Regions from separate parts of the Homo sapiens genome. Here region 1 is linked to region 2. Evidence: chromatin contacts called from ENCODE Hi-C or POLR2A ChIA-PET data. All regions are on one chromosome and are shown on one strand. The core of a region is the stretch at or near the end of the contact, and the rest is flanking DNA. Distances in the headings are between cores, read along the strand shown.

Region 1 (4,095 bases), core at 1,219-3,718, 2.4 Mb after region 2:
CCAGCCACCCTGCCATCTTGAAGGGCATCTTCCTGGAATAACAGCATGCTCATGTTTCCTGGCACTTCTTCTCATTCTCAGTTAAAGACATACTCCATTCATTGTTTTCACTGTTTTGTTTTTCCCCACTTCAAGCTCCAGGTTGTCATGAATACTATTTTGGAGTTGGACCCATTATAAATGTTTTGTCCAGAAAAGAGTCTGGAAGGAAAGCTCTGAAACGTCTGGATTTACAGAGAGAGAATTAGGAGCTGTCTTTCTACATTGTGTCAAGTTTTAGAAATAAACATGAAGAACCAAAATAATAAAATGATGGAAAAAATTCACTGTGAAAGAAGTTGAAATAGGCCCCCATGGACAGGGCTGCAGGGAGCAAAATAGAAACCTTACTTGAAAATAAACATGAAGATGTTCATGATAGAGTTATTTATAATAGTGTAAAGGAAGTAGAAGCAATTTCTATGCATACCAGGAGGGAAATGGATACACGAATTACACTATACGTCTATGATGAATTACACTATACCTTTCCACTCATGCAGGCACAGGGTGGTGGCCAACTCAGCTCTAAAGCCAATGGCTCTAAAGTCATGCCCACGGAAAGAGGCAAGTGACTGATTCTGGAGTGAATTTTTGCTGCACTTGCTGGGGAGCAAAGCTGTCCTGGAGAAGAGCGTGTCAGCCAGGAAGCGGGGCCGACTGTTGCCACATCAGTTGCCTACACAACAGCTACAGTACACCTTCTTCAAAAGCCTGTGGGGCAGCAGGTGCCCGGCTGAAGACCACTTATCCCAGAGAGATGGCCAACCACCACGTCCTCGTGAATCACCTTTGCAATCTGCTTCTGTAAACGCCACGTTGTTAGAACGTCTTAAAATATTGATATCAAAGATATCTAATGGCTTATAAAAGTTATCCTTATACAATTTCAATGAAAATATGCAAAATACAAAATTGGATGTACATTGGGATCTTAATATATATAGGAATTATAAGGAAATATAAACAAGTTTTTTTTTGTGATTGGACTGGCAAGTAATTTTAGTTTTTTTCTCTGTACGTTTCTGATATTCCCTATGATGAGCATGTGTTACCTTTATAATTAGAAGAAAAAAAATCAGTAAATGTCATTACATAAACTCTAGCATTAATAGATATGCATTCAGCAAACATTTATTAAGCAGTACTTCTTACTCATTGCCTTGGCCTTGGCAAATCACGAATTCTCTCTAGGGGCTTTGTGTTTTCATCTGGATAATGGGATCCCACGGCCTTGCCTGACTCACAGAAGCATTATGAGGAACGGATGCATTAACCTGAAGAAGCTGTGAAAATAGCAGATTGCTTATCCAAGCACAACATTATGAGGCGTGGCGTGTCTAATCACGAACCCACTAGAACATGAGAAAGAAGAAATTGAACAAGACTGTAATGAGTTGTTTGGAATGGAAGCCCATAAGAAACTAAAACCAAAAAATAGTCAGCATTTAAATGCAGAGTGCAGAAGGACATTTCGGGGAGCCCAGGTCCTCAGAGCGTGGGGGTGTTAGCTGCCCTGTGCAAGGCGGTCCTTTATTGGAAATCGCCTCAGAGAGCATTGCTGAGTGTGGCTTCTTGCAACTACACCTGAGAACGACATTCACTCTGCTTCATTGAAAACAATCTATCCCGTGTGTGGAAGAAGCATGCCTTGCTGGGGTCAGGGCCAGGGACAAAGCTCAGAGGCCATGCTGAGTTTTCATCAAACACCTGCTGAGCAGCTGGCACGTGCCAGGACACGGTCTAGGCTGAAGGCTGCCATCGTAGTGCAGAATAGAATCCCGTGGAGGTTGGAAATGTTTACCTGCTTGCTTTTTTTCTTACCGTGTGTATTATTTTCAGTAATAAAATGTATACATATACAAGTGAGCACCTTCCCCTGGAAATTCTGACTCAGCAGGTAGAGTGTCCGACGGGCGCGCATGTGAGACCTGCTGTCCCGGCGCTCAGATACACATGGGGGACAAAAATGACAAAGCAGCCACCCTCAGTTTATAATTAGGAAACAGAAACTATACACGCACACCTGGCACAGAGCAGGTGCTCTCACCCAGACCTCTTGAATTGTTGAGTTGAATTTATTTATTTATTTGAGATGGAGTTTCACTGTTGTCACCCAGCCTGGAGTGCAGTGGCGTGATCATGGCTCACTTTAACCTCCACCTCCTGGTTTCAAGTGATTCTGCCTCCACCTCCCAAGTAGCTGGGATTATAGGTGTGCACCACCACACCCGGCTATTTTTTGTATTTTTTGTAGATAAGTGGGGTTTTCACCATGTTGGCCTCCCAAAGTGCTGGGATTACAGGTGTGAGCCACTGTGCTGGGCCCTGAATTTAAAAGTTAAACGCAGAATACATAGATGTTCTCAGAGGGTTAGATACTTTTTTTCCCTTAGTATCTGAGGTTTTTGTGGGTTCAGTGAGAAACCTGGGTGTTTATAACATATAAACAAAATGATTTCAGTTCCTCAACTCACACAGCTTTTCACAGGGAAGGGGCAGAAGATGCAGCTTGAAGGTATCCAGAAAACATGTGTGGGGCAGTCAGACGGAGCAGCTGCAGCCTGGGGGCGTAGGGGCTGTGGGGACCTGCAGTAGCCTGGTTGGCAACCATGAGAAGAGAGAGGAAGGGCCTATAAGTCAGTCCATCTGTGACCACAACACCCACAGCCCTGGGCAATGAAGGGCAGAAGTGGGGACCAGGGATGCCCAACTGGGGTTTAGCCGTGAGAACAGCTGGTGCAGCCTCAGAGAAGGCGCTGCAGAAGCTCCCAGGGTGGACGCTGGGACTCCTGGGCCAGAAGCTCTGTGAGCGTGGCGAGGGGTCTCTGCCTTGTTCCGCTGTCCCTGGCTGGCCCCTCATTTTCTGTTGGTGGGGCCAGGGCTGCTGCTGGGCTCTCCATGCGATTCTCTAGGCAGATTTGGGGTGGGGGCTCCCGAGAGGGTCTGTGAAGACTACCACTTCTCCAGGTACAGAGAGGGAGGGGACCCTAAGCTGCTGCCTCTCGCTGAGGTCAGCAGACACTCGATGAGCCACCTGAGCAGCTCATTCGCAGGCAGGTTCCAGGCCCAGTCCTGAGCTCACCACCCAGAGTCTGTTGGAGACAGGACCTGGGAATCTGCATCTAGCACAGTAATGTTTGAGAGTCACTGACTTAAAATATCCTCACATATATAGGGAGCGTTTTATGTGTGTGAAGTGTAGTGCTGTGGAGAGGGGCAGCCTCCTCAGAAAATGGAGGTTGTGTCAGCTAGGAAGCTGCTCAGGACAACGGTTCCCTCCCGCCTCCCACCGCCCCCCAAGCACCCACTGTGCCCAGGTCAAGGAAGAACCTAGAACTCCCCAACCCCACCCCTGCCCTGCAAGAGCTGTGCATTCCTGACAAGAGGCTGCCCAGGAGGTGAAAGGGAGCAAGGCGGCATGGAGGCTGGGGCCATGTGGATGTAGGGTTCATGGTCTTCCTGCGGTAAGAAGCCGGCTCCACAAGGGCCTAGTGTCTCCCAGGCACCCGGAGCTGGGCTGGACTCCTGGAGGTGGTAACTAAGGCAGAGTCCTTGCTCCCACTACAAGCCTGGAGGCTGGAGGGGAAGGCAGCCAGGTTGACTCAAGGGCCTGGATGGCAGAAGTACTGGCCAGGCCTGCCCTCCCAGGAAACACCACGGCCACCGCTTAGCAATGCTTCCTGGAAAGGCCCCTGCCCGAGCTTGGCCTGCCTGGGCGTTAAGCGTGCCTCTTCCCCAGCTCCAAGCCAGAAGAGGAGCCGGAGCAGGTCCGGGTGATGTGAGATCACCCAGGAGTGGCTGGTTTCTGCCTTGCCCTGCTCTGACTTGGGGGAGGCTGTTTTGTTTCTTCCCCCTTCCCGGAGTGGAATTTCTCTGTTGAAAGTGGGAGTGTGTGCTCTTATGCCTCCAATACCTGGTTCTCAGGTGGTGCTTATTAGAGAGACCCCATGGCAAGCACTTGCCAGCCCCAGCAGCTCCGTGTATCCACACTGTGTGTATCCAGAACAAAGCTGGTCACTTCTTTACATAGGATGTAAAAAAGATTGGAGTGTG
Region 2 (4,208 bases), core at 965-3,464:
TCTCCTGCCTCAGCCTCCCGAGTAGCTGGGACTACAGGCGCCCGCCACCACGCCCGGCTAATTTTTTGTGTTTTTAGTAGACATGGGGTTTCACCGTGTTAGCCACGATGGTCTCGATCTCCTGACCTTGTGATCCACCCACCTCGGCCTCCCAAAGTGCTGGGATGACAGGGTGAGCCACAGCACCCGGCCACAAATGCTAACTTAAGCGAGGAATGCTGGTTCAGAATCTTTACATGAACTCCTTGAAAATAGATTTATAATTAAAATGGTCCCAGTAGGTATTCTCTAAAGAGATAGTCTTGAATGCCAAGCATTTTGGAGGTATCTAACCTCATGTTAACTCCATTTTAAAATTAGTGACATGACTAGACTGAAGTCATAATAATATCTTTGATTTATACATCTCTATTCCTCAGCAGTACTTACCTTCGTTTGAGAGTTCAGTGAATACAAAATTGCATTTTCCTCTCAGGGTTGTCAGGGATCTTCACATAGATAGTACATTCTATGCTGTGTCTCTCCAGGCGCCGTCAAGGGGAGCCTGAGTAATGTCTCCTCATCCCTAGAATTGCTTCTGACCAAACAAATCCTCAGAATGATTTCTGAATGAAATCCTAGAGCATGAAATCCCAGATGTGCCTATGCCTCTTCCTAGTGCCTTTTTCAAACCCACAACATCCCCATGAAGCTGTGTTATTTAATTTCTCCTCCACCAAATAATTTTTTTTTTTTCAGATGGAGTCTCACTCTGTTGCCCAGGCTGGAGTGCAGTGGCGTGATCTCGGCTCACTGAAACCTCTGCCTCCCAGGTTGAAGCAGTTCTTCTGCCTCAGCCTCCTGAGTAGCTGGGATTACAGGCACCTGCCACCAAGGCTGGCTAATTTTTGTATTTTTAGTAGAGATGGGGTTTCACTATGTTGGCCAGGCTGGTCTTGAACTCCTGACGTCGCGATCCACCCACCTCAGTCTCCCAAAGTGCCGAGATTACAGGCGTGAGCCACTGCACCCAGCCAGTTCTTACTCTGCACTTACCATCTCTTACTGTTAGCCACTCTGTCAAGTGCGTATGTCATGGCTCCCAGGAAAGCTTGTAATCGATATAGTTTATATATGCCCTATTTCTATTAGATGTAGTCATTTAATGGCTGAGGATGACTGATTTGTAATAAAGGCCCATAATTTTAGGGTCCTATCTCTTCCAGCATTATATAACAATGTAAAATTCTTACTTTGAAAGTTAAGAGGCCTGGCATGGTGGCTCGTGCCTGTAATCCCAGAATTTTGGGAGGCTGAGTCAGGTGGATCATTTGAGACTAGCCTGGGCAACATGGTGAAACCCTGTCTCTATCAAAAATGCAAAAAATTATCCGAGTGTAGTGGCTTGCTCCTCGGAGGCTGAGGTGGGAGGATTGCTTGAGCCTGGGAGGCAGAGGTTGCAGTGAGCCAAGATCGCACCACTGCACTCTGACCTGGGTGGCAGAGTAAGACCCCATCCCTGAAAAAAGAAAGTTATGAAACTATAGCATCAGTACACTTCCTATTAACAGAGTTTATGTTGGACTTTGAAAATAAATTTTGCTGATGTAGCCACTTACAGTGAGAATTTAAGCTTAGTGCTTAAGATGGGCTCAAATCAACAGGTCCCATCGATGCTCTAAGGAGTGAGAAGAAACTATGATTTCTGCATTTGTTTTACTCCTATTTGTTTTAGCTAAGCATTACTTGTGATGTAGGGATACTGAAGAAATTCCTTTCATTTATAGGACAATTTTAATGCAGCCTCTGTAATTTCTGTGCTATCGTACCCAGATAACTAGATTCAGATAGAATGGCAGATAGAACTAAGGGTGTAATTTGTTTTTTTATATCTCTGGGACTTAAAATTCTGCCTGAGCTGGCTAAATAATTAATATTTCATTTTGCTACTTTTCATCTGCTAATCATTCTTGGAGAATACTTGTAACCTGCACAAACCTATTTTTATACAATAAGTACATTACGCCCATTTCTATAACACAGAAAGGCTGTTGTGAGGGAGGGGCCGTGTGCATTTTAAACTATTTCACTCTAATTGATGCATCATATAACAGCCCAACAGTGAGTCACCCTAATTCAAAATCTGTTAAGTCTGGAATAAAGCCAGTCTTACTTGAACATTTTTTTAGAGGACACTTTGGCTTGCCAAAAATGAAAGCTTTTCATAACGAACGTCTGGATGAGTAATAGTGAGTCTTACACGGCCTTTGAAGGGAGGTGTTTGTCATGGAGATTGTGACAACAAAGTCCCCACTAAGGCTCAGATGGCGGCAACCCCAGAAGCTTCATTGCAGAAATTGTGACAGCCCCTGGGCCTTGGCCCCTTCTTCTGGAAAATTGGCTTGGGGTATTCCAACTTTCTGTGGCAGTGAGTGAATGCAGTATTGTCATCTTAGTCATGAGCTGTAAACTGAAAAAAAAACCTAAAAAACCCCAAAAAACCCCAAAACCAAAACAAACCCCCTAATATTGTTTTCTTAAATGGAAAATATGAATGAAACAGCTTACTCTTCACCACAGTATGGTAATCTGTTTAGAGAGAATATTAATACACAACCCTACATAGCATATATATATGCATACAGCTAGCGAGCTAGCTAGATCCATCTTTGTTTTTCTTTCATATCAACCGATGTGTGGGCCTCAGTCCAAGAAGGAAATAAACACTTTCTCTTCTATGACATTTTACTGTTGTTAAGAAAACTGGGAGCGTGCAACTCCCTTTTGTGTTTTCTCCTCATCTCCCTTGCAAATAGACTTTCCTTTTATCAGCCACTGTGGTGGTTTGGGCCCATTTGTGACAGCCAGATTGTGATTTTGCTACTCACTTCCCTTCAGTGATCCAAGTAGTAATTACAAGCCATTTGATCCAAAAGCATCTGCTGTGAGAACACACGGAGTTTCAATTTTTTCTCCTTGCTGCATACTGAGCATAAGTAATTTGACATGTGGTTTCAGGACCATTGATGTAATAATAATAATAATAAATACTTCTGTGGAATGCCCTCCAAGGAGAGCTAAAGTGATTTGCAGACGTTCACTAGTCAGTCTGGAGTGACTGTGGCTGCAGCCCAGTGATGTTCCCGTGTCGTGATGGCCAGTTGGAGCTGACTGCAAGGTGATCTGAGCAGCAGTGGCCAGAACAGTGGCCCAGGGCTTTGGAACAAAGGATGATTCTCAGGAAGTTCTTTATAGTGGCCATCGCTGAAATGCAGTAGCTACTCCCAGTACAGTATAATGCCCTGATCCAGCCTCAGCTTCCAAAAAAAATCTTTACAATTTATGTCTTTCAAATGCAATTCCTCCCATCAGTCTCCTAACCACCCCACGAGGCTGGCGTTTTTAACCTCTTTTGAAGGTGAAGGAACAGAAGTGCAGAGGCACTAGATAACAGCCCCTAACAAGGCTGAGATTTGACCTGGATTGCCTTGCTATTATTGTATTTTTTCTGTCTCCATTTGCATTCTCAGGACCAGGAAACCTTGAAGAGGCTAGTTGGAAATATATATATATATATATATATATATATATATATATATATATATATTTTTTTTTTTTTTTTTTTTTTTTTTCTTTGATGGGAGGAAGTAGAGTAGGAGGCGTGGTAGGTGCGTAACAGTCCTGGCAAAGGTAGCCAACCGTGGAATTCTGGGTGGTTAAAAAGGTTAATTTAACATAGCAGCATCTTTGACATGGGTAACCTGGAAAAAGAGTTTTCCAGATGGCTCCATTTTTAATGCTTATTTTTAGGATTCTCTCTTCTTTTTATGAAAAGAATATTGGAGAATATTTCATCTGGCTTCCTGAAACTAAAGCATGTGTATTTTCAACTTGGATAGCATTGACCTTCCTTCAGAGAATTAATCCAACTTTCCCTCCAAATGGGCAAAGCTTACAACAACCTAAGAGATCTGTAAGCACCAAGTAGCTTTTTCTTTTTCTAGTTTTAATAAATTAATTTTAAATTCTTGGTGCTTCCTTTGAATAACCAGGTTTTACTTTTCTTGAACTGTATACATTTGTGAGGGTTGTGTGTGTGTGTGTGTGTGTGTGTGTGTGTGTCTGTCTGTCTGTCTGCCTAACACACACCAAAAATTACATTTAACTTTTCATTGAGGGACTCTCTTGAGAGGGTCTTACTCTTTGATGGCCTTGGCTTTGATAGGCGT

What was found. A loop is a pair of places that touch in the nucleus more often than their neighbours do. ChIA-PET counts read pairs that join two places held with the same protein, here RNA polymerase II (POLR2A). Pooled maps may share reads with other maps.
Region 1: a loop to region 2 is called in a pooled map, with 4 times the contacts of the local background. The contact joins two enhancer-like sites. A Hi-C loop is called at or near these places in 1 of 37 single-sample maps with no recorded cell type and 2 of 50 pooled maps. POLR2A ChIA-PET finds 5 or more read pairs at or near these places in 1 of 52 experiments (OCI-LY7).

Annotation. Positions count from the first base shown.
Region 1 is chr6:157,559,548-157,563,642 of GRCh38, forward strand. The region is part of intron 2 of ZDHHC14 (zDHHC palmitoyltransferase 14); the gene reads left to right. Among named protein-coding and RNA genes, the nearest start is that of MIR3692, 32 kb to the left of the region's middle. RefSeq lists enhancers at 1,861-1,990, 2,268-3,241, 2,351-2,430, 2,551-2,630. Within about 2 kb of position 2,469, at least 6 of the 41 ENCODE cell types and tissues checked have a DNase peak (open chromatin) inside an H3K27ac peak, as active enhancers do.
Region 2 is chr6:155,169,102-155,173,309 of GRCh38, forward strand. All of the region lies in intron 9 of TIAM2 (TIAM Rac1 associated GEF 2), which reads left to right. Among named protein-coding and RNA genes, the nearest start is that of CLDN20, 93 kb to the right of the region's middle. RefSeq lists enhancers at 2,146-2,205, 2,246-2,665, 2,696-2,755. Within about 2 kb of position 2,215, at least 18 of the 41 ENCODE cell types and tissues checked have a DNase peak (open chromatin) inside an H3K27ac peak, as active enhancers do.